Linked DNA regions of Homo sapiens: region 2 is linked to region 1. A link is an interaction called in ENCODE POLR2A ChIA-PET data of the cell type or tissue named here. Cell type or tissue: A673. All regions are shown on one strand. Region 1 overlaps AMBRA1 (autophagy and beclin 1 regulator 1). Region 2 overlaps PTPMT1 (protein tyrosine phosphatase mitochondrial 1).

The links. ChIA-PET counts read pairs that join two places held together with the same protein. Peaks named below come from ENCODE experiments on the same cell type or tissue, not always from the same donor. Only the 100,000 strongest peaks of a DNase experiment are listed, where the experiment ranks them.
Region 2: POLR2A ChIA-PET joins it to region 1 with 6 read pairs; 2 of 35 experiments call an interaction of 5 or more read pairs at or near these places.

Annotation. Positions count from the first base shown.
Region 1 is chr11:46,424,967-46,427,466 of GRCh38, forward strand. All of the region lies in intron 14 of AMBRA1 (autophagy and beclin 1 regulator 1), which reads right to left. Among named protein-coding and RNA genes, the nearest start is that of MIR3160-2, 26 kb to the right of the region's middle. RefSeq lists an enhancer at 2,398-2,500. In A673, no CTCF peak of the experiment used is centred here; a DNase peak (open chromatin) is centred at 1,478; H3K27ac peaks cover 1,192 bases.
Region 2 is chr11:47,567,695-47,570,194 of GRCh38, forward strand. PTPMT1 (protein tyrosine phosphatase mitochondrial 1) reads left to right here. Exons shown (of 4, transcript NM_175732.3): 3 at 2,006-2,197. Among named protein-coding and RNA genes, the nearest start is that of PTPMT1, 3.3 kb to the left of the region's middle. In A673, no CTCF peak of the experiment used is centred here; no DNase peak of the experiment used is centred here.

The DNA.
Region 1 (2,500 bases):
TCTACTAAAAATACAAAAATTAGCCAGGCTGGTGGCAGGTGCCTGTAATCCCAGCTACCTGGGAGGCTGAGGCAGGAGAATTGCTTGAACCCGGGCGGCAGAGGTTGCAGTTAGCCGAGATCACGCCACTGCACTCCAGCCTGGGCAACAGAGTGAAACTCTATCTCAAAAAATAAATAAATAGAAAGAAAGCAATTACTCTGGTTTCCACATCTCTGGGCACAGAGCACAACACAAGTTCTTGAACTTCTGTGTCTTTCTACATCTCAAAGGAAATGGTCTAATGAGTTCTAGAGATTCACCTTGGATAAGACAATGCTTCTGTATCTTTTGCTTGATCCATTTGTGTGTGTGTGTGTGTGTGTGTGTGTGTGTGTGTGTGTGTAAGAAGTAGTATTTCTCTGTTCAGGACAGGGATTATATTAAATACTTTCAGTTTTTACAAATATATGAATTGATTTTCCAATTCTTGAAAAAAAGGATGTTTTGCCTTTCACTTTTTAAACTATCTACTGGGAACCTCTCATCATGTCTCAGTGCTGGAACTAGAACCTGGAGAAACTCACTGATATCGGTTAGAACTGTGGAAATGAGGCTGGGCGCGGTAGCTCACGCCTGTAATCCCAGCACTTTGGGAGGCTGAGGCAGGTGGATCACGAGGTCAGGAGTTCGAGACCAGCCTGACCAACATGGTGAATCCCTGTCTCTACTAAAAATACAGAAATTAGCCGGGGTGGTGGCATGCACCTGTAATCCCAGCTACTCGGGAGGCTGAGGCAGGAAAATCACTTGAACGCAGAAGGCAGAGGTTGCAGTGAGCCGAGATCGTGCCACTGCACTCCAGCCTGTGCAACAAGAGCGAAACTCCGTCTCAAAAACAAAAAAAAAGAAAACAGCGGGCTGGGCGTGGTGTCTCACGCCTGTAATCCCAGCACTTTGGGAGGCTGCGGTGGGCAGATCACAAGGCCAGGAGATCAAGACCATTCTGGCTAACACGGTGAAACCCCGTCTCTACTAAAAATACAAAAAAATTAGCTGGGCGTGGTGGCGGGCTCCTGTAGTCCCAGCTACTCGGGAGGCTGAGGCGAGACTCCATCTCAAAATAAAAAAAAAAAAAAAAGAAAGAAAACATTGTGGAAATGAGTAAGATGCTCCCTATTTTCAGGATTATCTCATTACTACCTTGATTCAATTAGGGCGTACTGAGTAATGGGCTGTTACAGTGATAGTGGTGGTGAGCAGGGTGCACATGCGTGGACATGCAGAGAAACCCAGGGCACATGAGATTTCAAAGTAACACACACTTAGGAAGCAAACGTTGCATGCCTCCCGCAGCTAACTAAGCACAGTGAGGGCTGGGGAGATGGCAGTGAAAAGACCAGAAGAAGCCAGGCATTGCACATGGACGCACTACAGAGGAAGGGACTAGGTCCATTTTGTTCACTGCTGCATTCCTAGACCAATGACAGGGGCTCAATAAAGTTTTTTTGAGTGAAGAGAATAAAATGCAGCATAGACTGCACTCTACTAAGAGGCCACAGAGGAAAGACACTGTCAGAGTTGGTGAATCTGTCATGGAAAAATTTCCTAAATGAATGGCTCTGACTGCAGTTCTAGTGTTATTTTTAATTTTTATCTTGCCCCCCTCCCTTCTCTGACAAATCACACCAGAGACACCTCTTACTTCTCCTATACTTCTTCCCCCTTTTCCTACAATGTTCTGAAGAAAAGAACTTTTTGAGGATAGATGCTTTGTGCCACATCTCAGAAGTCAACTTTAAGATAATTGCAGCGGAAGCAGCTTTTAATCAACTGACAGGCAGCTTTAAGAAAATTAATGAGGACAAAATTTTAGGAAGGAGTAAATCATTTCTGACAACAAAGCCATCTGTCTTTTATCCCAATCTCCCCTTGAAGAAATAGTACCCTTCCAGGATACAAAAATAAAATATCATTATTTTTGGTATTTGCCACCCCCAAGTCCAGACAAGATTAAGAAAAGGCTCAGTTTCCTTAGATTTCTAGAGAATACTCTGGATTGAACTAGAATTCTAGGTCACTTTTGGAAATCAAATTTGCAGAATATAGGGAAGCACAGATGATTAGGACTATATTATAAGTTCAATTCAAGGGCAGGGAAGGAGAGAGTCATAATGAAGTTTGTAGATTGAAGAATAAAGCTGGGACAAGTCAAAAGAGCCTATATTTGTGAAGTTATATAAATTCTGGTCAGTGCTGACAGCACTGGGCACTCATCCTGACCCAGGATCTAAGCCACAACTATAGTTACCACTAATTTGAGAAGTCTGGATCCCAAGTTTTTTCTATGGTTCATTTTAATGAACTTGATCAGCAGCAGCAGCAGCAGCAGCCATCATTAGTCTCTGTAAGGATGGATACCCAACGGTATAAAAGAAAGCAAGCAATCTAATGTTTATTTTCAGAGATAGTAAGAGACAGAGCAAGAACAAAAGCGGAAAGGATCAAGATACATTGACAG
Region 2 (2,500 bases), 1.1 Mb after region 1:
AATTACAGGTGCCTGCCAGCATGCCTGGCTAATTTTTGTATTTTTTATGGAGATAGGGTTTTGCCATGCTGGCCAAAGTCGTCTCGAACTCCTGACCTCAGGTGATCTGCCCACCTTGGCCTCTCAAAATCTGGGATTACAGGCGTGAGCCACCACACCTGGCCACCTATTTCTTCTAAGTGATAACATTGCACTAATGAAGGTCAGTGCATTGTTTTAATTTTATTTTTGTTTTTGTTTTTGAGACGGAGTCTTGCTCTGTCGCCTAGGCTGGAAGTGCAGTGGCACGATCTCGGCTCACTGCAAGCTCCGCCTCCTGGGTTCATGCCATTCTCCTGCCTCAGCCTCCCAAGTAGCTGGGACTACAGGCGCCTGCCACCATGCCCGGCTAATTTTTTTGTATTTTTAGTAGAGACGGGGTTTCACCGTGTTAGCCAGGATGGTCTAAATCTCCTGACCTCGTGATCCGCCCGCCTTGGCCTCCCAAAGTGCTGGGATTACAGGCATGAGCCACCATGCCCGGCCCATTGTTTTAATTTTAAAATGATAACCCTATTTTCTACCATATGTTCCCTCAAAAAACAGTGGTAAAAAAGAGACTTATGGACAGAGAAATAGAAAGCCTTGGCAAAATATTGTACCCCAAATCTGCAGCTGAATCACTACACAGGTGCCAAAATTATGCAAAAAAATTACACTGGCTGGGCCTGGTGGCTCATGCCTGTAATCCCAGCATTTTGGGAGGCTGAGACAGGAGGATGGCTTGAGGCTAGGAGATTGAGACCAGCCTGGGCAACATAGCGAGACCCCCATCTGCACACACACAAAAATAACAAAATTAGCCAGGCACAGTGGCATGCAGCTGTAGTCACAGCTACTTGGGAGGCTGAGGTGGGAGGACTGCTTGAGCTTAGGAGTTTGAGGCTGCAAGGAGCCATGATTGCATACCACTGCTCTCTGACCTGGGTGACATAGCAAGATCGTGTCTCTAAAATAAAATATATATATATTTTTGAGATGTTGTTTTGCTCTTGTCTCCCAGGCTGGAGTACAATGGTGCGATCTCTGCTCACTGCAACCTCTCCCTCCAGGGTTAAACAATTCTCCTGCCTCAGCCTCCCTAGTAGCTGGGATCACAGGCATCCACCACCACGCATGGCTAATTTTTGTATTTTTAGTAGAGACAGGGTTTCCCCATGTTAGCCAGGCTGGTCTCAAACTCCTGACCTTAGGTGATCTGCCCGCCTTGGCCTTGCAAACTGTTGGGATTACAGGCGTGAGCCACCATGCCCGGCCAAAATAAAATGTTAAGACGTTTGCAGCTGAATTTTTTGCAGCTAAAATGTATATAGCTAATATCTTGCAGCTAAATATTCAAGTACCCAAAGGGTAGTTTAAGAACACTTTACCTGCTGGTGTGGTGGCTCACACCTGTAATCCCAGCACTTTGGGAGGCTGAGGCAGGCGGATGACCTGAGGTCAGGAGTTCGAGACCAGCCTGGCCAACATGATGAAACCCCGTCTCTACTAAAAATGCAAAAATTAGCCAGGCTTGGTGGCGCGTGCCTGTAGTCCCAGCTACTCGGGAGGCTGAGGCAGGAGAATCGCTTGAAACTGGGAGGTGGAGGTTGTGGTGAGCTGAGATCACGCCACTGTACTACAGCCTGGGCAACAGAGCGAGACTCTGTCTTTAAAAAAAAAAAAAAAAAAAAAAGGAACACTTTAAATCTTGGACATAATTCTAACTCAGCAGCATAGCTGTTGCTTGATGAAAAACCAACCATGTAGGCCAGCCATTTTAAAGACATTTCTGTCCTCACCTGGAATGGGAAAAAAAAGCATTTCTGTAAGAAGTTTCTATTTTAGAAAACAGGCAACAGTGTATTCCCATTGTAGTAAACCCTGAAACTTCCTTGTTGCTTTGCTGCTTCTTGGGAGCCCCTTATCATCCCACCCACATAGTTTTTTTTCATTCTCTTTTTCATACTGGTGGACCTGGTTCCAGGAGTGGAAGAGACTAGGAGTCGAGCAGCTGCGGCTCAGCACAGTAGACATGACTGGGATCCCCACCTTGGACAACCTCCAGAAGGGAGTCCAATTTGCTCTCAAGTACCAGTCGCTGGGCCAGTGTGTTTACGTGCATTGTAAGGCTGGGCGCTCCAGGAGTGCCACTATGGTGGCAGCATACCTGATTCAGGTACCAAAGTTCTTTCTGGGCTGGGCATCGTGGTACACACTTATGATCCCAGCACTTTGGGAGGCTTGAGATGGGAGGATGGCTTGAGCCCAGGAGTTTGAGACCAGCCTGGGCAACATGGCAAAACCGTCTCTACAAAAAATACAACAAGTTAGCTCAGTGTGGTGGTGTGCACCTGTAGTCCCAGCTACTTGGGAGGCTGAGATGGATCACCGGAGCCCAGTAGGTAGAGGCTGCAGTGAGCCGTGATTTGTGCCACTGCACTGCAGCATAGCCAACAGAGTGAAACTGTCTCAAAAAAAA